3 separate regions of the Homo sapiens genome follow, and all the other regions are linked to region 3. The links are chromatin loops, found by intact Hi-C in ENCODE. Cell type or tissue: gastrocnemius medialis. All regions are shown on one strand.

Region 1 (8,000 bases), 110 kb after region 3:
GGTCTGTTACTTGCACAAACATGGACACCCGTGAGTTTGTAGACATGCCCACTTGGAAATCTACACATGGACACAGAAGAGGCAGTTAACCATCACAGGGAGGGGCACCAGGCTTGGATCCCACCTTGGTGACATACAGATTGTGTATCCCCAGGCAAGGTACCTGACCACACAGTCTGGGTTTCCTCATTTATGAAATGAGGCTAAAAATAGCATAGGTTCCAGAAGTTTCTACCTCAAAATGTTGAGCGTCTAACACCTAGCCCATAGTACATGTTCCATCAATAGCTGTTGAATGAACCAATGTGATGGTGAGGGTTAAATGAGAACAGTATTCATAGCCCCAGGATGCTCAATAAATGGTCACAGCTCTGCTTAGTGACAAATCTATATGCACCACATATGGAGGTAGATACACACACACACACACACACACACACACACACAGCTGTCAGCTCCACATGGGCAGGAGCCATATCTGACACAAAGCACTTGCTCATTACAAAACTGTGTGTTCATTTATGAATATACAACACACTCGTGCGTATAAACAAATAAGTGCAAACAGCTGATAAACTGGGTTGGGCTCCCCAAGGTCCTTGCAATTCTCTCTCTACATCCACTCAACCCCCAGAAGGAGCAGAACAGGTTGATCCAGACCTCAGATGATGAAATTCTGCTGGCTGTTTACTGGATTCCAGACCACCACCACCCATACATATCAAAGACCCGCATCGTTTCACTCCCTGGGCTGTGACTCCAGGGTCCCATAAGGTGACCCAGGCTAGAGGTGCCATAGAAAATGTCCCTGCTGGGCCAGGCATGGTGGCTCACACCTGTAATCCTAGCACTTTGGGAGGCCGAGGCAGGCAGATCTCCTAAGGTCAGGAGTTCGAGACCAGCCTGGCCAACAGGGCAAAACCCCGTCTCTACTAAAAATAAAAAAAAAAAAAATTAGCTGGATATGGTGATACATGCCTGTAATTCCAGCTACTCGGGAGGCTGAGGCAGGAGAATCGCTTGAACCCGGGAGGCGGAGGTAGTAATGAGCCAAGATCGCGCCATTGCACTCCAGCATGGGGGACAAAGCAAGACTCCCTCTCGGAAAAAAAAAAAAGAAAAGAAAAGAAAATGTCCCTACTTAAGATGTAGAGGAGCAAGGGGCAGTGATATCCTCAATGCGCATATCAGGTGGCGTTTGAGCACCTGAGGAGTTTCAGGGACTGCTGCCCTTGAATTGCTGAGATGAGGTTCTACCTTTGAACAAAGATGGTCCGTGCATTTGGAAGGAAAGAGCTGACAGATGTTCCACCGCCCTGCACAAAGGGAGGGCTTATGCTCAACCAGGTCCTGGCCATTCCCATGGGCAGAGCAGGCAGCCACTGGGCACTGCCAGCTTTTCCCAATATCTCCTCCGAGTCCCCACAGCCCCTTGGCTCTGTGCACAGGCGAGGCCGCCTCTAAAGCCAAGAAGGCAATGACCCAACTCTGGAGGAGGGGGAGATGACTCAAGCTACAGCACACAAGGCCTTCTCAGGGCCGCCTTGACCATGCCGGCCTCAATCCCAGGCAGTTGCCTTCACCACACCAAGGTAGAGTACTCGGCACTTGGACAGTGGCGTCAGAACAAGGGTGGAGGCCATGTCCTCTCGGCATGACATCAACTAACAGCCTGGCTCCTTGGCCCTGAAAGAGAATGAGCCAATGTCTGCCTCTGGCCATGCAAAACCAATCCTCATTTAGTCTGTGGAAACAGTACATGGAAGGCCAGATGTAGCCTTTGGCTTGAAGAACTGAGTTTGCTCAACAGACACACGTTTTCCATTCAACACTCTTTCTGATTTGGTTGCGGTTGTACTGCTGTTGTTTAAAGGAGGGAGGGATTAAACCACCCTTTTTGAGAGGATAAATGTGTGGTGGGTCTGTATATGTTGATGACAGACAGATACACACACACATATGGTAGATGTTAACGAGCCCATTTTATTGATGGGCACACTGAGGATTGACCAGGTGAATGACTTATCTCAGATTGAGTCCACAGCCAGGACTCAAACCAAGATATAATTCCACTGTCCACTTTTCCCCACCACACTGTGGTATAAGGCCTAAAATTAATATTATGTGCTGCCTTGACACCTGGGGAAAGCCAAGAGCATCTCATATGGCTTGAATGTAAGTTTCCCTAACTACTTTGCTTCCTCAAATAAGGTCCTCTAGCCAGACAGCCTCCTTTGTCTCAGCAAGACCAGGTACAGTGCCTGCCTATCCCTGGAGAGTGGGTTTCTGTTCCCTGCCAGCCTCTGGGATTATTTAAACAAGACAATCATATCCCCTTGTGGGACACAGGGATTATTGCATCTTCTTGCTTCTGCATAGCCTGCCTCCCATGGCCCCTGGATGTTCACCCTGTCCCCAGATACAACCGTGTGGCCCTGCATGGTGCACAGCACCTGCTTCCCTGGGGCTGACTGTACGTGACACATAAACTGCTGTCCATCTGGTCTGTCCAGCTTTGGGTGTTATCCCCATAGGGTGGGAATCTACTTCAACCATGGGGTGAAGTGGAGGCGATCAAAACACACACCAGGCTGGGTGTAGTGGCTCATGCCTATAATCCCAGCACTTTGGAAGGCTGAAGCGGGCAGATCACTTGAGGTCAGGAGTTTGAGACCAGCCTGGCCAGCATGGGGAAACCCTGACTCTACTAAAAATACAAAAATTAGCCGGGCGTGGTGGTGTGCTCCTGTAATCCCAGCTACTCGGGAGGCTGAGGCAGAAGAATCACTTGGACCCGGGAAGCGGAGGTTGCAGTGAGCCAAGATCGTGCCACTGCGCTCCAGCCTGGGTGACAGAGCCAGAGTCCATCACACACATACACACACACACACACACACACACACACACACACACACACACACGGCTTCCTGAGCAAAGTGGGACTATTACAATTTCCACAGAATGATATTCCAAAGTCCCTCTCTAGAGGTCAGCTTGCAACACACCTCCCCACAGGTGGACACTGGTCAGTTTTGGAAGAGACAGGAGCCAAGGACTCTGGCCTTCAGATAACTAAACCTCAAGTTCATTCCTAGACTGGCCATTTATAGTCATCCAGTAGATACTCCATCATTCCATTGTCACTCTTCCACCTGTCTGTCCGCAGGAGCTCCGAATTCTGCAACCTCCGCCTTTCCGTGTGTAGCTCAAGCAGAATCCAGAGAGGGCATGAGCAGTGGGTAACAAGGGCAGAGTGTTTGCAAACCCAGGAAGAGGTGACGGCACAGGCAATTAGAGGCAGAACCCTGATTAACTGAGCCCAACTAACCAGAACCATCAATTAACTCAAATCTTTTTTTTTTCTTCCCTCTCAGGAGACTGAGGCCAGGAATTGAGAAAATCACAATTTAAAATGGAAAAAAAACTGTGTTCCGGGCTTTTCTCTGGCTCAACTCTGACCCAGGTCCATTTCCTTCATCCTCATTCAAGACACATGTACAACTTCAAATTTTCTAGTAGCTGTGTTTTTTAAAAAAGTAAAAAGAAATTGATTAATCTATTTGATTTAACCAAATACATCCTAAATATTGTCATTTCATCATGTGATCCATATGGAAAAAGTATCAAATCTAAACAAATATGAAAAAGCATTAAGGAGATGTTTTATATTCTTTTGTTTGAGCTAAGTTTTTCCTAGAGCACAGCTCAGTTGGAACTGGCTGCATTTCAAGTGCTCAGTAACCCTGTGTGGCTGGTGGCTACCATATGGGACAGCACAGATCTGGAGCTAAAGTGTGAAGTGATTGTTTAGAATGATGATTCTGGAGGGTTGCTAGGGTTTCAACGTCCATGTCACCTCCAAAATTCATGTTGAAATTAATTAATTAATTAATTTAATTTATTTTTTTTTTTTTTGAGATGAAGTCTCACTCTGCCGCCCAGGCTGGAGTGCAGTGGAGCCATCTGGGCTCACTGCAACCTCTGCCTCCCGAGTTCAAGCAATTCTCCTGCCCCGGCCTCCCAAGTAACTGGGATTACAGGCATGTACCACCATGCCTGGCCCATTTTTGTATTTTTAGTAGAGATGGGGTTTCACCATGTTGGCCAGACTGGTCTCGAACTCCTGACTTCAAGTGATCTGCCCACCTCGGCCTCCCAAAGTGCTGGGATTAAAACTGTGAGCCACACGCCCGGCCTCATGTTGAAATTTAATCCCCAAGGGAAGAGTATTAAGTGGTGGGTCCTTTAGGAGGTGATCAGGCCAGAAGAGTTCCGCTATCATGCATGGGGTTAGTCCCTTACAAAAGGTATGGAGAGAACTAAGTAAACCCCTTTTGCCCTTCCATCCCTTTCACCATGTGAGGTCACAGAGTTCATCCCCTACAAATAATACAGTGACAAGGCACCATCTCGGAAGCAGAGAGCAACCCTCACCAGACCCCAAACCTGCTGGCACCTTGATCTTGGACTTCCCAGCTTTCAGAACTGTGAGCAATACATTTCTGTTGCCTGTAACTTACTCAGCAGCATAAACAACTTAGGCCGGGGCTTTAAAACAAATTGGTCACTAGTGAGTAACTGCGTGCTAAGTGTTTCCTCCCAACAGTGCCTCATGATTGACAAACTGGTCTTGGGCTTACACGGGTCTATGACGTCCTGGAGTACAGACTGCCAAGTCCCTTCTCTACAGCCAGGGCCTTTCTTCACAGGAAAGTGACTGCAGTAAGAGCCACCTGCCATGACCTCCACCCCATTAATTACCTCTTTGTCTGATTTGCAATATGCAAGCCTTCTCCATACCTTCCACCTAAATGATGAATTCACACTTCAGACCAAAAAAAAAAAGGAAATTATTTGAAAAGGCCATTTTTCTACTAACCACCCAGGAATGTGTAGGTGTAGCATTTAATAGTGCCTACAAAGTCCCTCCCCGAGGGGACCTTGCAGTCTAGCAAGGACAGTGAGAAGTACACATTTAAAAAAAGATCTACTATTATCCTGGCTAACATGGTGAAATCCCGTCTCTACTAAAAATACAAAAAATTAGCCAGGCGTGGTGGCAGGTGCCTGTAGTCCCAGCTACTCGGGAGGCTGAGGCAGGAGAATGGCGTGAACCTAGGAGGCGGAGCTTGCAGTGAGCTGAGATCGCACCACTGCATTCCAGCCTGGGCGACAGAGCGAGACTCCATCTCAAAAAACAAAAACAAAAAAAAGATCAACTATTTATGGGTCCAATAAAAACTAGCTACTGGGCCAGGCGTGGTGGTTCACACCTATAATCCCAGCACTCTAGGAGGCTGAGGTGGGTGGATTGCTTGAAGCCAGGAGTTCGAAATGAGCCTGGCCAACATGGCATAACCCCATGTCTACTCAAAAATACAAAAATCAGCCGGGCATGGTGGCGGGTGCCTCTAATCCCAGCTACTCAGGAGGCTGAGGCACAAGACTCAACTGAACGCGGGGACGTTGCAGTGAGCTGAGATTGCGCCACTGCACCCAGCCTGGGCGACAGAGTGAGACTCTGTCTCAAAAAAACAAAAAAACAATAACAAACAAAAAAAAAACTACCTACTGGCCACCTGGAACAAGGGTTAACCAACATATGAGGCAGCCCCTTTTATTGGTGAGAAAACCGAGATCAGAAAAATGAATGAATTACTATCCACATGCTCCCACAGGAACTGCAGAAGAGCGCAGCCCAGAACACAGGAAGCCTTCCCATTTTAAAATCATTCATCGAGTGTAATCCCAGCACTTCGGGAGGCCAAGGCAGGCAGATCACCTGAGGTCAGGAGTTCAGGACCACCCTGACCAACATGGAGAAACCATATCTCTACTAAAAATACAAAATTAGCGGGGCATGGTGGCGGGCGCCTGTAATCAATCACAGCTACTCAGGAGGGTGAGGCAGGAGAATCGCTTTAACCCGGAAGGCAGAAGTTGCAGTGAGCCGAGATAGCGTCATTGCACTCTAGCCTGGGCAACGAGAGCAAAACTCCATCTCAAAAAAAAAAAAAAAAATCATTCATTGAGTAACTTTTCCATTTTTTGCCCTATCCATGTAATGTCTGTTGTTTTATTTATTTTTCAGGGCTCTTTAAATCAGCTCATCTATATTTTTACTTCAATGGCTTAATTTAAAAGGGAAACATTACTCCTAAATTAGTGGAAAAACTAGTATAATTTGCTATAAATGGAAGGTAACTAGAAAAATAAACAGAGAGCTATTAATTTCTATAAAGTCTGTGGAGTTATAGCTTAAAATCATCTTGTGAGTCACCAGTTTGCATGTGACACTTTGGAAAAGGCTGCAACAGAGAAGTTGAGACCTACGCTTTGCCTGGCTGGCTGGCAAGACTTTGTAAAGGAAGAAGAGGAAAGGTGTCCCAGGTGTGTGCACAGCATGGAGAAACGTGCGGAGGTGGATGGAGGGCAGAGCGTGGAAGGCAGAGAGGAAACTGATACCTACCTGATTAAATCACCGAAGCACATTCAGTTCCGTGCCATGGATTTAACATGGACTAACACACTTTGGAAATACTTTCAAAGCAAGGTCTGCAACAATAGTGTTTTTGTAACTCCTAGTTAACAAGAAAAACAACAGATCCAAGCCCCCACGGCGGTTCCCCAGTGTTTCCCAATACTGTCATCTGATTCTGTTTTCTGTCAGGGAAATAAAATATCCCATTTCCTCCATGATGGTGAGTTCTGAATGCAGCTGTCCACGGTCAGGGGAGATGGAGAGGAAAGAAGCCAAAAAGCAGCAGGCAGGCAAAGGCCAGTGAGAAGATGTTGACTCTGGGGCCCCGTCCTTCACTACTGTGTGGTTGCGGGTGTGGGTATGGATGTGGATATGGATGCGTGTACAGATGCAGGTGTGGGTGTGCATGCATGTGTGTGAGAGAGAAAACCTCCTCCTCCTAGGCTCACCCCAGGCCATCAAAGAGACACACATACCTTGCAGAAAGTCAACTTCTACACTGGTTGGGGCAAGTCCAGCCCGTCCGAATCCCACAGGGAAGGGCCACCATGGCTTCTACCCCAGCCGAGCTGACATCCCCAAACACAGGGACTTTCGTATGTGTGTCCGACTGGCCTTGCTCCCTGCCAGTGGCTGCCTCTTCAGGGGCCAGAAACCCTGATCGTGTCAAGCAGTCCTAGAAAAAATGCTCACCCGCTTTCTCAGATGAAGTGCAGTAGGGCTCCCTGGCCTGCACAAGCCAGTGACCATTTTTTTAAAAGCCCTTGGAAAAGAAAGGCATATATTCTGCAACACAATATTTGGTGGACACTATCATAGCATTTTGTAAGATCGTATGTAACCCCAACTGTGGCTCTGAACAAAAAAATATTATTCAGCCCCAGAAAGGCATATAAATCCCTACAAAGTACAGGGTGGGTTTTTTGGGTTTTTTTAAGTGGTTAAATTCTCACAATTTTTTGCCTTTGTTCAGTGCAGGGAGACAGTGGTCTGCAAAGGTGGTAACACTGACTTCCTGAGAATCTTTTTTCTTTGAGACAGGGTCTTACTCTGTCACCCAGGCTAAAGTGCAGTGGTGCAGTCATGGCTCATTGTAGCCTCCACCTCCTGGGTTCAAGCCAGCCTCCCACTTCAGCCTCCCAGGTAGCTGGAACTATAAGCACATGCCACCACACCCAGCTAATTTTTTATAGAGATGAGAGGGGGTCTCACTGCATTGCCCAGGCTGGTCTCAAACTCTAGGGCTCAAGCGATTGGCCAGCCTCAGCCTCCCAAAGTGCTAGGATTACAGGCGTGAGCCACCATGCCCGGCCTCCTGAGAACCTTTAATTGAACTTGCAGCATTGCAATTCAGCCCAAGCTCCTTGGGTGCAGGACTTCACGTTGCTAAATCCAGGGAAGCCTACCTTGGTTACCTGGGAAAATGGTGTGGGAGGTTCCTTAGATCTCTCCCTAGCCACCTGCTCCTTAAAAACATCACAAGAGGTTGTGGGACCACAAACCCTTGTCTCCGAGAATT
Region 2 (8,000 bases), 160 kb after region 3:
CCAGCCAAGAGGGACCTGGCTTTAGTGCCTATATTGTTAACCGGCCCATCCAACAGACCCCTGGGCAAAAACCCTGTCGCAATGCAAAAAAAAAAATAAAATTTTAGCTGTTTCTTGTTCAAGATAACATTTAAAACACACACACACACACACACACAGAAAAGATTAGACGAGAGGTCTGGAAAAACAAGTTGCTCTGAGTCTTACAGCCACCACAAAGCAGGAATTGCTAGTGGCTGCTGATTTACAAGGCTCTCTGGTGAATTACAGAAAGGGAAATACAGTCAGATTTGATAAGGCTGGTCAAGTTCGGTGCTCAAGAGCAGTCCATGATCCAGAGAGGCCGGGAACATGCTCCTGGGCCCTCGTGCCCATCAGATCAATCCCCACCGGCCAGGTGGATGGGTCTGCTGTTGGGACAGGCAGCCTGGAACCACATTTCCACGCTTCAGATAAAGGTGGCTTCCGGAGCCCGGCCTTTCACTACCATGCCCTGGGGGCACCACAGGCAAAGACCCAGACTTGAACGGCTGGAGCCACTGGTGTCCCTACGATGTATGTGCAGGGGGAGGTGGCAGTGTTGAAAAGGGACGGTCATCACTGCACCACCATTACCATTAGCATTAATCACTGAGTGTGTTTGCTTGCGTCAGAGCCTGTACTGTTAATAAACCCTGACCTGTGTATCCAACCACTTTACAGAGAAGGAAGTGGGACTGTGGATCACAGCCAGCGTTGCCCTAGGGCTTAGAGGGGCCCATCCCACTGTGCTTTCACGACCTGGTGGCAGTGGTTCTCAACCAGGGGGGTGGTTTTGTCCCCCAGGGAACATTTGACACTGTCTAGAGACACGCTTATTTGTCATAACTTGAAAGGGAGCGTGTACTGGCACCTAGAGGGTAGAGACAGGGATGGCGCTCCATATCCTACAATGCACAGGTCAGCTGATCCTTTATCCAGCCCCAAACATCTATAGTATGGGGCTGAGAAACCCCAACCTAAGAGGACAGAGGTAGGCCAACCACAGCCAGCCAAGCTTGCAGGTTGTGTCCTTCCAGACCCTTCCTCAGGGTACCAGCCACTCAAACTAGAAGCCAGTGCTCAAGAGGATGGGTGATGTCTCTTTTGCTCACAGCTGCATCTGAAGGGCCTAAAACAGATTTGGTGACTTGTCTTTTCTGTTAAAGAACAGGGACCTGGCTGGGCACAGTGGCTCACGCCTATAATCCCAACACTTTGAGAGGCCAAGGCAGGAGGATCACTTGAGGTCAGGAGTTCAAGACCGGCCTGACCAAGATGGTGAAACCCCGTCTCCACTAAAAACACAAATATTAGCTGGGCATCATGGCTTGCACCTGTAATCCCAGCTACTTAGAAAGCTGAGGCAGGAGAATCGCTTGAATCCGGGAGGCGGAGGTTGCAGTGAGCCGAGATTGTGCCATTGCATTCCAGCCTGAGCAACAAGAGCAAAACTCTGTCTCAAAAAAAAAAAAAAAAAAAAAAAAAATAGGGACCAAATGACGAATGAACAAGAAATGCACCCAACCAGGCCAGGTGTGGTGGCTCACACCTGTAATCCCAGCACTGTGGGAGGCCAAAGCAGGCAGCTCACTTTAGGTCAGAAGTTCGAGACCAGCCTGGCCAATATGGTGAAACACCATTTCTTCTAAAAATACAAAAATTAGCCGGGCATGGTGGCACATGCCTGTAATCTCAGCTCCTCAGGAGGCTGAGGCAGGAGAATTGCTTGAACCCGGAAGGTGGAGGGTGCAGTGAGCCAAGATCGCACCACTGCACTCCAGCCTAGGTGACAGAGTGAGACTCTGCCTCACACACACACACAAAATTAGGTACTATTCTGGGTCTTGTTTTTATAGATGGAATAGTCAAGGCTCAGATTAACTAATAACTCACCCAAGATCCCCCAGCCAGGAAGAAGGACCTGGTTCTAGTGCCTATGTTGTTAACCTGCCCATCAAACAGACCTGTTGGGACCTCATGAGGCCAGACACTAACCCCCTGTCCTCAGCTAGACATGGCGATAGAGTTCCCATTGTCTGGATGGCAGAATCTTCCCATCACTGCAGTGGTTCAAGACATCCAGGCTCTTTGTTTGGCGGGACAGCCAGCCTGCTCTATTCTCAGGGGAAGGGCTTTGAGAATGGCTTATTTAGCTCACTCCCCAAGAAGCTTATCACCCCAACCCCACCCCTGCCCAACAAACACATTCCCATCAGGAAAGCTGGACGACCCTGCCTTCCATGGAATGGAAGCTATGATCCCATCCATTCAGTTCAGCCTCTCATAAACGCTCTGTTCCAAACATAACCAGAATAGTCAGGGAGTCCTCGAAACCCAGACATGACTTATTTTCTATTTCTAGCTTAACCACGTGATGCCTGTGAGTTTCAAGCACTGGAGCATCCCCATTCACGCTGGAACCATCTCATCTAGAAAGGGGAGGGTGTACAAGCAGCTCTGGATCAGCCCACTGGGGTTCAGAACAAGCAAAAGAATTTCTTTACCTCCCCTGAGTTTCAGCCTCAAAGAGCAGCAAAGAACCTGGAGCCCATTAAATCCAGCTGTGCTCATTGTACAAAGGGAAGAACTGAGGCTTTGGAGGACAAAGAAGATACCCAGATGATCTGCATTGCTCTTTTTCTCCCTTGCTTCTTTCTCTCTTGTTGAATTGGAATAGGTCAAACCTGTCTACAGTACTCAAATGTCACGGGGGTTTCCTCCACTAGGCATGGGGCAGAGCTTATTCTCAATAAATGTTCGAGAATGAAACGTCAGCAATTAACTAGCAGGCAACTTTGGAGAGGATTTCACTTCCCCTATAATTAAACACAACAAATGGCACGAATGTTGAAGGGACAATATGCATGGGTGTGTGTGAGAAAGAGGAAGAGACTGCAGTTCCCATACCAAATAGGTATTTATTTGTTCCAAGACTTTTTTTTTTCACCAAAAAATGCTTTAATATAATCACCTTTTAAATAATATACACTGTCATCTTGATTATGTCTATTGGGCTTACTCAAAGAGGCCAGGACCTTGCAGAGAAATGAGCCTGAGGTTTCCTTCTGCCAGGTCACCAGTCAATGGATATTTCCCAAAAGGTGGATCTTTTAATATATGACTGCATAATTTAACCTAAAATCCTAGTTAGTATTCTAGCAAGATGTCTCCTTCTAATTGAGGTAATTTCTAGGAATATGTTGCTAAAAGTTTCCTTTTCTTCAAATAAAGCAATAACTGCCATTTATGAAGCACGTATTAGGTGCCAGGTACTTCACTGGCCTTAACTCTTTGTAACTCATGTTTTCACCGTCACGACAACACTGTAAGGCAAATTACGACCAGTTCACAGCCAGGAAAACTGAGACTGAGGCAGAAAAGTAACTGGCCCAGTGCTGCAGAACCAGTAAGAGGCTGAGCTGGGGTTAGAACCTAGGAATGACTCTCAAGTCCAAGCTCTTTATACTGTATTCTCCTAAGCTCAGATTAAAACCCACTCCATCCCCTACTTTCTTAGTATTTCTTCATAGACAGAATATTTCAAGGAATTTAACTTTTACCACAAGGGATACAAAACAAGGAATGAGAGGACCTGTCTTACCTCCGCTTTATCACAACCACTTTGCAAAGTTACTGAGATTCAACAGCTTTGTCTGCTAAATGGGCACATAGCCCTTCAACCACTCCTTTGCTTTGCTGCCAGAAACAAAGGAAAAGGCAGGAAAAAAGTGCATATTTCTTCCAGAATTGTCAGAGGCCAGCAGATCTTCCTGCAGGATGTCAGCCTAAGCAATCTTTCAAATGCTCCCCGGGCAGGCAGCCCAACCCACCACACTCCGCTCCAAGGAGACACCTCCTAAAATAAACCCTGCTAACTTCAGTTAGCTCACCCTAAAGACTATATATAGAAGAAAAGACTCAGGAGTTCCCATTTGGCAGCAGCTTCTCCAAAACTCAGCGCAAATGGCTGATTTCTAACTTAATCTCCAACATCTGACAGGCGGCTTTAAATCAGGGAGGCCGACTAAGAGATGGAAAACCTCTGTGAGGCCAGCCCAGCCTGCCTGGGGGCAGAGACACCCCAGGGCTTTTCAGCAAACTGGAATGGCATGAAAATGGGAACCTGGCCCCCGGAGGATGCGGGAGAGAAATTAGACAAGGTGTGGTGGGTGGGAGCAGGATCCAGCCCAGCCAGGCCACTGGGCATGTTGTGGGGGTAGCTGGGGGTAGAGGACAGTGATCTGTACAGAGGCACTGCTGTGAATTCTGAATCTTGGTGTCTTCTGGGCCTCATGTTATCCTAGAGAATAACAGAAAGCCAGGGAAAGCTTTGAGTCTCCACATCTATGAAATGAAGGATATCTCTCTCTCTCTCTCTCTCTCTCTCTCTCTCTCTCACACACACACACACACACACACACACACACCCCTTACCTCCAGAGAGCCAGACATTCACTCTCAAGACACTTTTGAAAATACTGGTCTTTCCAAAGACCATCATTTGTATTTGTATTTGAAAGATTGCTTAGGCTGAATTCTGTAGGAAGACCTGCTGGCCTCTGATAGTTCTGGAAGAAATATGCACTTTTGTCTCCATTTTCCTTTGTGTCTGGCAACAATGCTAAGAGGTGGTTGGAGGGCTGGGAGCAGTGCCTCACACCTGTAATCCCAGCATTTTGGGAGGCCAAGGCAGGCGGATCACTTGAGGTCGGGAGTTCGAGACCAGCCTGGCCAACATGGTGAAACCCCATCTCTACTAAAAACACAAAAATTAGCTAGGCATGGTGGTGCACACCTGTAATCCCAGCTATTCGGGAGGCTGAGGCAGAAGAATCACCTGAACCCAGGAGGCGGAGGTTGCAGTGAGCTGAGATCATGCCACTGAACTCCAGCCTGGGCGACAGACCCAGAATCTGTCTCTAAATAAATAAATAAACAAATAAATAAAAATAAAAAGAGGTGGTTGGAGCGAGATGTGCCCATTTAGCAGACGAAGCAGTTGACTCTCAGTAACTCTGCAAAGTGGTTGTATATCCCATGGAAGGATATACAAGAAATTGTTAGCAATGATTCCTTTAAAGACAGAGACTGGAAAAGAAGGAGAAGTCTCCTATTTTATATCCTTTTCTCATGGGGGAATTTTGTTATCACATGCTTATACTCCTTATATTTAAAAAGCAAGTGTCATTCACAGATGGAGGGATAATAAGGTGGCTTCTCAAAAAATTAAATATAGAAAAACTAGATGTCAAATGCTATATAATCAGCAATTCCTCCTCTGGGTTCACAACCTAGTGAAAAGAAGGGGCTTGAACAGCTATTGGCATATCTGTGTTCAAAGCAGCATTACTCACAGTAGCTAAAAGGGGAAAGCTAGCCTAGTGTCCCTCCTGGAAGATCTGCGTGGATAAACCAAATGCAATACACACATACCATGGACTAGTCAGCCTTAAAAAGGAAGGAAATTCTGACACATTCCGTGACAGGGACAAACCTCAAAGACATTATTTATGCTAAGAGAAACCAGCCAGTTACAAAAGGACAAATACTGTGTGATTCCACTTATAGGAGGTACTTAGCGTAGTCAAAATCATAGACACAGAAAGAAGAATGGCAGTTTCCAGGGGCTGGGGGTGAGAGTGGACAATGAGGGGCTATACTTTGTTGTCGTTGTTTCTTTTTTTGTTTGTTTTGGCCTGCAAAGCGTTTTAGAACTTTTCAATTAATCGCTAATGTTTGAAACTCAGAAAATGTAAACAAATCTAGAGTGAGAGAAAGCTCATCAGTTGTTTGCCTGTGGATGGGGTTTGGGGAAGAGGGAGGTAGTTATTGTAAAGAGAAATAAGAAAATCCTGGGGGTGATGTTCATTATATCCAATAATTTGGGGTGATGATGTCACAGGTGGATACAGATATCAAAACTCATCAAATTTTACACTTTGAATATGCATAATTTATCACAAGCTAATTACATTTCAATAAAGCTGGACAATTTTATTTATTTCATGCTATTCAAACAAAAAAGAAAAAAAAGAACAAATAAAAGGCAACACCTTTTTTTTTTTTTTTTTTTTTGAAATGGAGTCTCACTCTGTCACCCAAGCTGGATTGGAGCGCAGTGGCATGATCTCGGCTCACTGCAACCTCTGCCTCCCAGTTTCAAGCAATTCTCCTGCCTCAGCCTCCTGAGCTGGGATTACAGGCATGCACCACCATGCCTGGCTAATTTTTGTATTTTTAATAGAGACGGGGTTTCACTATGTTGGCCAGGCTGGTCTTGAACTCCTGACCTCAAATGATCCACCCACCTCAGCCTCCCAAAGTGCTGGGAATACAGGTGTGAGCCACTGTGCCTGGTCGCAATATCTTAATAAAATAAATGGAGATTGAATTATTAATAGAAAATGTCTAACATTTTAGTTCTGACAGTCTATGAAATTGATTCTAAATCCAAGGAAACATTACAGAAGGAGAAATTAAGATTTCTAGGAATGAATTTATTTACTCAACTAACAGTGGCAATGGATGTGGGCTAACAGTGCACTTCAACTTTATCTCAGTTAATCCTCACTGCAAGCCCATGAAGCATCTGTTGGTATTTTCCCCATTGAACAGATGACAATACTGAGGCACAGAGAGGCCACCTTCCAGAATTGGGATGAGGGCAGGGATGATTCCAGAGTCCATGCTCTTACCCACTGTGCCGTGCCCCCTCCCTCAATTGTCATTGGACACCCACTATGTGCTGGGCACTCTCTTGGCTAGATTCACAGTGAGAGAAGCCACTTTGGGCCAAAAGGCTGCAAGAAGGGGCAAATGGAGATGCCGGTATTTGGGCCTCTCCATCTTTCTGGGGTGGAAAGTATCACTGCACATCATCACAGGTACACGGAGAGCTCCACGGTGGGCCCATTTCAGCAAGAGGCATTTTAAGGTCCCAGGAATTGTCCAAGGCACTGCTGCCCCATAAAACTTTCTGTGATGATAGAAACAGTCTCTGTACTGACCCCAGTGGAACTCACTAGCCACACGTGGCTGCCCACCACTTGAAATGTGGCTGTTACAAATGTGGAATTGCATTTCTAATTCTATTTAAGATTACTGAATTTCAGTGTTAATGGGACCCCACACAGAGTGGATTGCACAGTGTCACTGTGTCAGCAGAGCACAGCCTGGAGATCAAAGCACAGCACAAAGGTTGGCATCTCAGGACTCGGGGCAGGCCAGCCAAGAGTGCAACCAGCACAGCACATGGGAGATGAACTTGGCCCTACAGAGGAGCCAGTGTAACTGCCTCTGAATGCCCCCTTATCTACGTTTGAGTCAACCAGGATACTGAGGGCCATGTGGACCACAACACACATGCTCCAGATAACAGTCCCCATACTCCAGATAACGGTCCCCATACTGGCACTCACTATCCCAGACGTCTCGTGCAAGACACTTTAGTGCATTACTTCCTAGAGACCGCAAGAAGGAGTAACTCCCATCCCCATTACCCAGGTGAGGAAACTGAGGTACAGAGAAATGAAGCAACATACTCAAGGTCACAGTCACTGGCAAAGCTGGGATTTGAACCCAGGAGGTTTGACTGCAGAGGACAAATTTCAAACAACTACCCAGTCCCATCTCCCAAGACAGAGTCACACCATGCCGCCTGTCCTGAGACCCACGTACTCACTTCCAACAAGCTGCAGGCAGAGGCTTTCCTTTTGGTGGGAGGAGAAAAGCCAGGCTTCCCATGGAGAGAGTGAGAAAGACACAGTCACAATCCCAAGCACAGGGACAGACCGTTCCTTCTAAACCACCGTCACTAGCCACAAACACAGGAAATGCACAGCAGCTTCACATCTTCCTCCTCATTTTGCACGGCCCATTCTCTCTGCCAGGAATCCCTTCTTCTCTTGCCCACCTGGAGGATTCATATTTATCCTTCCCAATTCAAGACGTTTTATTGGAAACCTTTCCTGACCTCCGAA
Region 3 (8,000 bases):
TGCAGGGGAAAGTGGGTGGGTCCTAGGATTTTTTGACAGGATGCAGTTAAGATAAGCCTTTAAGGAGACAGAACGTGTGCTACCACAGCTTGGGAAGGCCACTGACAGTGAAAACAATTTAAATTAAATTAAATTTAGTCAGCTCCAAAAGGAAACACATGTAATGTTAATTTCATGGGTGTACCAATGTGTAAACCTAACAGATGATACTTAAATGAGAAAGGCAGAGAAATGACATTTGGTTAAACAATGCATCAGTGGGTAGGATTTGTTGAAACTGCCATTTAAAAAAAAAATATGAGCACAATTGAAATCTGAGCAAGCTGTCACCCAGGCCAGGCCACCTAGGCGTTCTCATATAACACACTTGAGAGAAGCAGTGGGTAGCCGGGATTGGAGGCAGTCTGGATAAATTTGGGGAACTCAGGTCAATGTCTGTGTTAACTTTTTGTTTTTGTTTTTGAGACGTAGTCCCACTCTGTCCCCCAGGCTGGAGTGCAATGCCGCAATCTCGGCTCACTGCAACCCCTGCCTCCTGGGTTCAAGCGATTCTCCTGCCTCAGCCTCCCGAGTAGCTGGGATTACAGGTGTGTGCCACCACACTCGGCTACTTTTTATATCTTTAGTAGAGATGGGATTTCACCATGTTGGCCAGGCTGGTCTCAAACTCCTGATCTCAGGTGAGTCACCCGCCTCGGCCTCTCAAAGTGTTGGGATAACAGGTGTGAGCCACCACGTTCGGCCTGTGTTAACTTCTGATGCTCTTCCTGGGCTTGTTTGCCTGGGCAGATAAAATCATTTGCTTGTCTCTCCAACTATGACTGAGATCTCACCCTGGGCAGAAAGTGCGCCTTTGCTTGTTTATGTCCTTTTCTTAAAAGCAACAGATTGTGTAGTATTGGAGGTACATGAAAATGTGGAAAGATTGGCTTTCTGTTTTATCTCTGTCCCTTGGCACAAAATAGGCACTAGGGCAATAAATGCAGAATGAGTGAGTGATCCAGACACTCCTTGGCCATGTTTTCCACCCTTACGGCTTCATGGTGGCAACAACATTTCCTTGCCTCTTGTTAATAATCATCACCTCCTAACATATTGTTTGGGGTCCTCGTCCCTCTCCGGCAGCCATCACTCCTTTTCAATATTCACAGAACCATGTCCTATAGTCAATAAAGCTACGGGAAGCTGACTGATTGGCAAAAAACAGGTCTCTACTAAAAATGCTAACCCCAGAAACAATGCATACACACTGACCCTGCCAGAAATATATTGACAAAAGCCAGCATTTTTTTAAGCACTTACTATATGCCGGGCATGGTATCAAGAGTGTTTTCGGTTGGTTGGTTGGTTGGTGGCAATTTTTCCAGTTCATCGTCTCAAAACACTGAGACAGATGCCATCATTATCCCACTTTTGCCAAGGAAGAACAGGTTGAGACTCAAGAGGTTATATAGCATAACCAAGATCACACAGCTAGTGGCCAAGCTGGGATCTGAACCCAGACTAACCTGCTTCCAAAGCCATTACTCCAACCTGCCTTAAATGTATTAAGAATATGTTTTAAGCAGAGTGTGGTGGGGTGCACCTGTAGTCCCAGCTCTTCGGGAGGCTGAGGCAGGAGGATCGCTTGAGCCTGGGAGGTTAAGGCTGCAGTGAGCTATGATCACGCCACTGTACTCTAACCTGGGCAACAGAGTGAGACCTTGTCTCCAAGAAAAAATAAAAAGAACAGGTTTCAGATGACTTATAAGAGAGGAAGTTGACAGTTCCTTTGTGCTTTACATAGAGCACTAAAATCCAGTATGAGCCAGGGCAATGCTGGGCTCAACACATGGATCCCAAAATCGCAGTGGCTTGAACCCAACAAAGGCTTATTTCCTGCTCCTATGCAGCTTGAGCAGCTCTCCTACAGGGCCGTCCTCCAAGAGGTGACTTGAGGATCCAAATTGCTTCAACTACACAATCCCACTCCTTAGCACCCTTCTCTTGCAGTGCACAGAGAGGACAGCGATTGGCATGACAAATTCACAGCCCGTCAACTGGCTTGGCCAAGAAGTAACCATCATTTCCACTCACGTTCCTCTGAGGGAGACTGAATCCTAGGACCCGACCCAGATACCTGGGAGTTAGTAATGGAGAGAAGAACATGGGTCCTAGAGGAACATTTATATTTTATGTCACAGAAACATACTAAGTTATGCCCTAAGCCAGCACTTCTTGACCAGGGACAATTTTGTCTCCCTGAGGACATCTAGCAATGTCTGGAGACATTTTTATTTGTCACAACTGGAAGAAAGAATGCTACTGGCACCTAGGAGGTAGAAGCCAGGGATACCGCTAAACGTCCCACCATGTACGGGACGGCCCCCACAGAAGGGATTATCTGGTTCAAAATGTCAAATGCCAAGGTTGAGAAACTGCTTGAAACCCGTGATCCTGAAAAAGATTGTCTGAGGAGCTTATTAAAATGCAGAATCTAGACCGGGCGCAGTGGCTTACGCCTGTAATCCCAGCACTTTGGGAGGTGGAGGCGGGTGGATCACTTGACGTCACGAGTTCAAGATCAGCCTGGCCAAAATGACGAAACCCCATCTCTACTAAAAATATAAAAATTAGATGGGCACAGTGGTGTACACCCATAATCCCAGCTACTTGGGAGGCTGAGGCATGAGAATCAATTGAACCCGGGAGGCAGAGATTGCAGCGAGCCGGGATCGTGCCACAGCACTCCAGCCTGGGTGACAGAGCAAAACTCTGTCTCAAAAAAAAAAAAAAAAAAAAAAGAATCCTGCATTCCTCCCTCCAGATCACCACCCTGGCAGTATTTCAGTATTTTCAGGGGCCCTCTGGCAACTGTGACGGCCGCTCTTCGTGAACCACACTCAGGGAAACCTCACAGGAAAGAGGAATCAAGAACACCAAGCGGGGGCTGGGACTAGGCGCTGATGAACTCACACAGAGACACCCCTCAAATGCTTCAGGGTCAGTGTGAGGCAACTGCGCCAGGAAAAAAAAAAAAAAAAGAAAGGCTGACATTTGTTAAGTGCCTCTCTCTGTCTCTTTCGTGCAAGCCTTGAATTGCAGGGAACATATTCTAAGACTAACCTGTCAGCCAGTAACAACTAAATTACTAACCTTGCCTCCCGCTGTGCCCCGTATCCCTGTCAGATGCACAGTCGCACTCACAGAGGAATGCTTCCTGGAGATGTGTTCCCAGCATTGGGGAAGCTGACCCTTTTGCAGGAACAGAGCCACGTGGTCACATGTATTTCACAGGGGCCAGGGGGCTGGAAATAACCCAAAGGAAAGGGAAGCAACTCTGGGCAGAGCAGTAGGGCAATCAGAGTGGTTGAGGCTCTTGGTCAAAACCACGTCTGCTTTATTCATGGCACTCACTACAACCTACTTCACATCGTTTGCAGTCAGGTCTTGCCAAGAGGCTGTGCTTTAGCCAATAAAATAGAAATGTGATGCACACAACTTCTAGGCTTACCCATGGACACCTGTGCATGCTTCTCTGTGCTATTTCCCTCTTCACTGTCTGGGTGCAGAAGAGCACGGTGACCTTGGATGCTGTGTGTTGAAGATAGTGGAGATAGTGGAGTCAGATGGAAAGGGCCTGGATCCCTGAATTACAACATGGAGGGGAGTCAATCAGGAACATCTATTTTGGATGGCAGAGGATGAAGACATCAACCATCTTCATGTTAGAGACATTATACACTGGTGGCTGTGTTCCAATAAAATTTGACTTACAAAACAGGTGGTGGGCTGGATTCAGCCCACTGGCTACAGTTTACCCATCTCTGGTTGAAGAGAAGCTCTATCTACCAAATAAAGTACTAGTCTTCCAGAAAGAGTTATCTGATTAGACAGTTTGCCCTGTGTGACCTCAACGCAAACAAACATTGCTACGTTTGATTGTTATAGCAGCTGATGTTCCCTAACTAATATAGTGATTCTATACCTGGTTACTGAAGGCAGAAAGGCTTGGGTTCAAATTCTAGGACCAGACCTCGCTAGCTCTGTTATCTAGAGAAGCTACCAGAACCTTTGAGCTTCAATTTCCCAAAGTGGAAAATGGAAAGGAAATACTGAAGAAGGTAACCTGACATATTTTAATTGAAGGCTGTGGTATATTGGTCATCTAGGAGCTGTTGTACAGATGTTCTGATTGTTGACCACATTCTATCAGCGACAAGACGGACAGGAGGAAAAGCAAGGCATTGAGATGGGTGAAGGTGAACCATTTACAAAGCCTAAACTTTCCATACATTTCTTACATGAACAAATGAATGACCCAACGAACACTTTTAGCAGCATCTGCCTTCTATGAAGACCAGGCACGTGCATGCCTAATCACCCTTTGGGGGCAAGAGCCATCTGTGATTTGGCTTGTTTTCTTTCACAGTCTTATTTCGCAGTCTTATCAGTGTATCTGTGCAAAAGATTACTCAGTGTACGTGCACTTGTTAGCAGATGCAGGGAAGCTATCACAATTTAGAAAGCACGTGCTTTATACTTTCAAGTCAGGCTTCCCTCTGCGTCCTGGCTCTGTCACTTATTTGATCTGTGGTCTTGGGCAAATGGCTTCATGAACTCTTGAAGCCTCCTCAGCTTCCAAATCTGCAAAAGGGGTATGCCAGAGACAGCTAACCATCCATCAACATCCATTTTCCCCTCTGTTATACACAATTACAAATGAGAATGTGACACTTATCAACATTTCTTCAACACTTCTCAGCCTCTCTTGTAGCGAGGTGCATGAGGCTCTCCCTAGATTTTAAGACAGGAATCTTAAATATTTTATTTTCTATAAGAGGACAGACAGTAAACACTTTGGGCTTTGTGGGCCATATGGTTCTCTGTTGCAACTTCTCAACTCTGCCACTGTAGAGAGAAGGCAGCCACAGACAAGACCAAAACAAATGAGTGTGGCTGTGTTCCAATAAAACTTAACTTACGCAACAGGTGGTGGGCCGGATTTGGCTTGTGGGCTATCATTTGCCAGTCCCTGGTTTAACAGATGCTCAGCCTACCAAATATAGTATTAGTCTTCCAGGAAGAGTCATCTGATTAGACATTTTGTCCTGTGTGACCTCGTAAGCCACCAATTCTTATTTTACACACACACACACACACACACACACTCTCTCTCTCTCTATTTATAATTGGTCTGTGTCTCTGAAATTCTCATCATGTTCTGAAACGTCAACTGTTTCCTGATCTTTAATCCCAGTCTCCATGGGCCATGTCCCTCTCCCTTTCCTCCTCCTTTTTAGGACCAACTCCATAATTTGCAGGGCTCACTACAGATGAAAATGCAAGGCCCCTTGTTCAAAAAATATTAAGAGTGTCAAGACGGTGAAAGCAAAGCATAAAATCTAACATGGGGCTTTCTGAGCATGAGCTCAGGTTACAAAGTCCACCAAGCAGACCCTGCTGGTCTGGCTTGTATTACCATCAGCAAACCCAGAAAGTTTTCTGCCTAATTTCTTGACAAGTCCAGAAACTTGCCACCTGCGAGCTGCTTGAAGCGTTTCAGGAATGGTTTTGCACATCACAAGAAGAAGGAGGAAAAAAAAAAAACCCAATTTTCTTTTAGTATATTACTTGTTAGACAGCGAAATGGAATATAATTATGGTGTGACATTTCCAACAGCAAATATGTTCCAGTGTAAGCAATTAACACCGGTTCTTTTGGCAGGCTTAAAAAGATTACTCAGAGACTGTGGTAAGTTACAATGCCCCATGAATCATAAATAATGTAGAATCGCAGCTAAGTTGCATTCTACGACCAAAGTTCAAATTTCTTGATGAAAATAAATTGGGTGCTTTTAACCCTCTGTTGACTTCATGTGGCTTAAGCAGATTCGGATCATAAGTTCTTTGGATTTTTGTAAATTACATATTTACCTTACCCCTAAGAACATCTGCAAAAAATTATAAAAAAAAATCTGCATGTATTCATTTCAGCTGCTGGAAATTTGCATGAGGTAGTGGGTTTGAAGGGGACCCCTCCAGGATGGACAGAATGGGGGAGACGGCTTACACTGAGAACTATTATCCTTGGAGGCTGTTATGGTTAAATGATGAAGTCCCAAGATTTAGTAGAAGGCATATCTGGACCTATGTCCCTATTCTCTCTGCCATTCTTGACACAACCAAAGGGAAGGCAGCACCTTCTGAATGTATTTGTGCAGCTTGTGACTCTGAGCAACTGAAACCAATGAAACACCAGCAGCAGTTACAGAGCCACATACCGTAGGGACATTCAAGGCCACCGTTACATTCAAAGCCTCAGGGCCGTAGTACCCTTGTACTATAGCACTACTAGCACTATGGGCTGGATAACTCTCTATTGGAGGTGACAGCAAGCTGTCCTGTGCATTGTGCAGTGCCCAGGAGCATCTCTGGACTCGATCCACTAAATGCCAGGAGCATCCTTTCTTTAGTTGTGACCATTAAAAATGTTTCCAGCAGGCACAGTGGCTCACACCTGTAATCCCAGCACTTTGGGAGGCTGAGGCGGGCAGATCACCTGAGGTCAGGTGTTTGAGACAAGCCTGGCCAACGTGGCGAAACCCTGTCTCTACTAAAATACAAAAATTAGCCAGGTGTGGTGGTGGTGGTAGTGCCAGCTACTCAGGAGGCTGAGGTGGGAGGATGGCTTGAGCCCAGGAGGCAGAGATTGCAGTGAGCCGAGATCACACCACTGTACTCCAGCCTGGATGACAGAGTGAAACCCTGTCTCAAAAAATAAAAACGAAGTTTCCAGATATTGCCAAATGTCCCTGGAAAAAAAAATACTACTTTAGATAGACCTGGGTCCATCACTGTGTGGCCTTGAGCAAATGACTTCATTGCTTTGAGCCTCAGTTTCCACATGTGCAAAAAAACTCCCATGCCTACCTTACAGAGAGATTGTGAGGCTGGGATACAATGATGCAGATAGAGCGCTTAGCCTGGTGTCTGGCATAAAGCAAGCATTCAGTAAGACAGATGCTATTTATTCCATCACCCATTTGATTGTTTACAAACAGCTCCTGAGCACAGTGGAGCCATGGCAGGTACCAGGGGTGTGAAGACGCATAAGCCTTATCTCTGTCTCAGACATGCTAACCAACAACGTCAGTGCAAGGGGGTGCTCCCTAAAATGAACACCTGGTCATGGGGCAATGGGGGCTTGGAGAAAAATACCTAAATCTCGAGACTTCATGGACAGGATGGCACCTGAGTAAAGTAAAAGTTTTCCAGGCAGACACACTTGGGGAAGGGCATTCCACACAGAGGCAACTGCATGTGCAAAGGTATGGTGGTATGAGTCACTCAGAACTCCCCTGAGCTCAGGACGGCTGGGAGGTGAATTCTACAATGCAGGTAAGGGAGGAGGAGCAGCAGGAACAAGGCTGGCAGGCAGAGGGCAGATGAGGAAGGATCCTGAGATGTCAAATAGTTCTCATCTCTCTTGTCAACCCAATGAACTCATAGCAAAGCTGAGTCCAAATCCTGCCTTGCAGGACGCAATGCAGTGATTGATTAGCAATGTCTGCTTTGGCCCAGGAAGGTAGAAGAGGCTCAAGCTGCAATGTATTTCCTTGTTTGATGAGGGTTTTCATCAGGGGAGTGATGTGAGGAGAAGCACATTTTTTAAAGCTCACTCTGGAAGCCATGTTTTTTTGTTTTTGTTTTTGAAGAGAAGACAGAGGCAGAAATGGAGCAGGAGAAAGAGTTGGGAAGTGACTGTAATACTACCAGACAGAGACAATACATGCCTAAAGGGCAGAGCAGGAGGCTGGGGAGGAGGAGACAGATACAAGGTATTTAGGACCTAGAAATGATAGCGACTTTGTGGATTTAAGGGAGTAGAAATAACAGAGACTCTTGGATTTTTGGTTTGGGCAACTTGGGGAATAACAGGGTTATTCACCTAGGAAAAAAGTTCAGGAGATTTTGGAGGCAGAAGGATGGTAGGTTATTTTTCAGACCCTTAGCTCGTG

Evidence for each region. A loop is a pair of places that touch in the nucleus more often than their neighbours do. Peaks named below come from ENCODE experiments on the same cell type or tissue, not always from the same donor. Only the 100,000 strongest peaks of a DNase experiment are listed, where the experiment ranks them.
Region 1: it touches region 3 in a loop (3-fold over the local background); 4 of 110 quality-filtered maps call a loop at or near these places.
Region 2: a loop joins it to region 3, with 8 times the contacts of the local background. A loop is called at or near these places in 7 of 110 quality-filtered maps.

What each region holds. Positions count from the first base shown.
Region 1 is chr16:17,329,691-17,337,690 of GRCh38, forward strand. All of the region lies in intron 2 of XYLT1 (xylosyltransferase 1), which reads right to left. Among named protein-coding and RNA genes, the nearest start is that of XYLT1, 140 kb to the right of the region's middle. RefSeq lists an enhancer at 1,014-1,537. In gastrocnemius medialis, no CTCF peak of the experiment used is centred here; DNase peaks (open chromatin) are centred at 1,631, 4,631, 6,452 and 6,684; H3K27ac peaks cover 1,462 bases.
Region 2 is chr16:17,375,347-17,383,346 of GRCh38, forward strand. All of the region lies in intron 1 of XYLT1 (xylosyltransferase 1), which reads right to left. Among named protein-coding and RNA genes, the nearest start is that of XYLT1, 92 kb to the right of the region's middle. RefSeq lists a silencer at 680-749. In gastrocnemius medialis, no CTCF peak of the experiment used is centred here; DNase peaks (open chromatin) are centred at 2,399 and 3,845.
Region 3 is chr16:17,220,029-17,228,028 of GRCh38, forward strand. All of the region lies in intron 3 of XYLT1 (xylosyltransferase 1), which reads right to left. Among named protein-coding and RNA genes, the nearest start is that of XYLT1, 250 kb to the right of the region's middle. In gastrocnemius medialis, no CTCF peak of the experiment used is centred here; DNase peaks (open chromatin) are centred at 3,243 and 4,963; H3K27ac peaks cover 1,023 bases.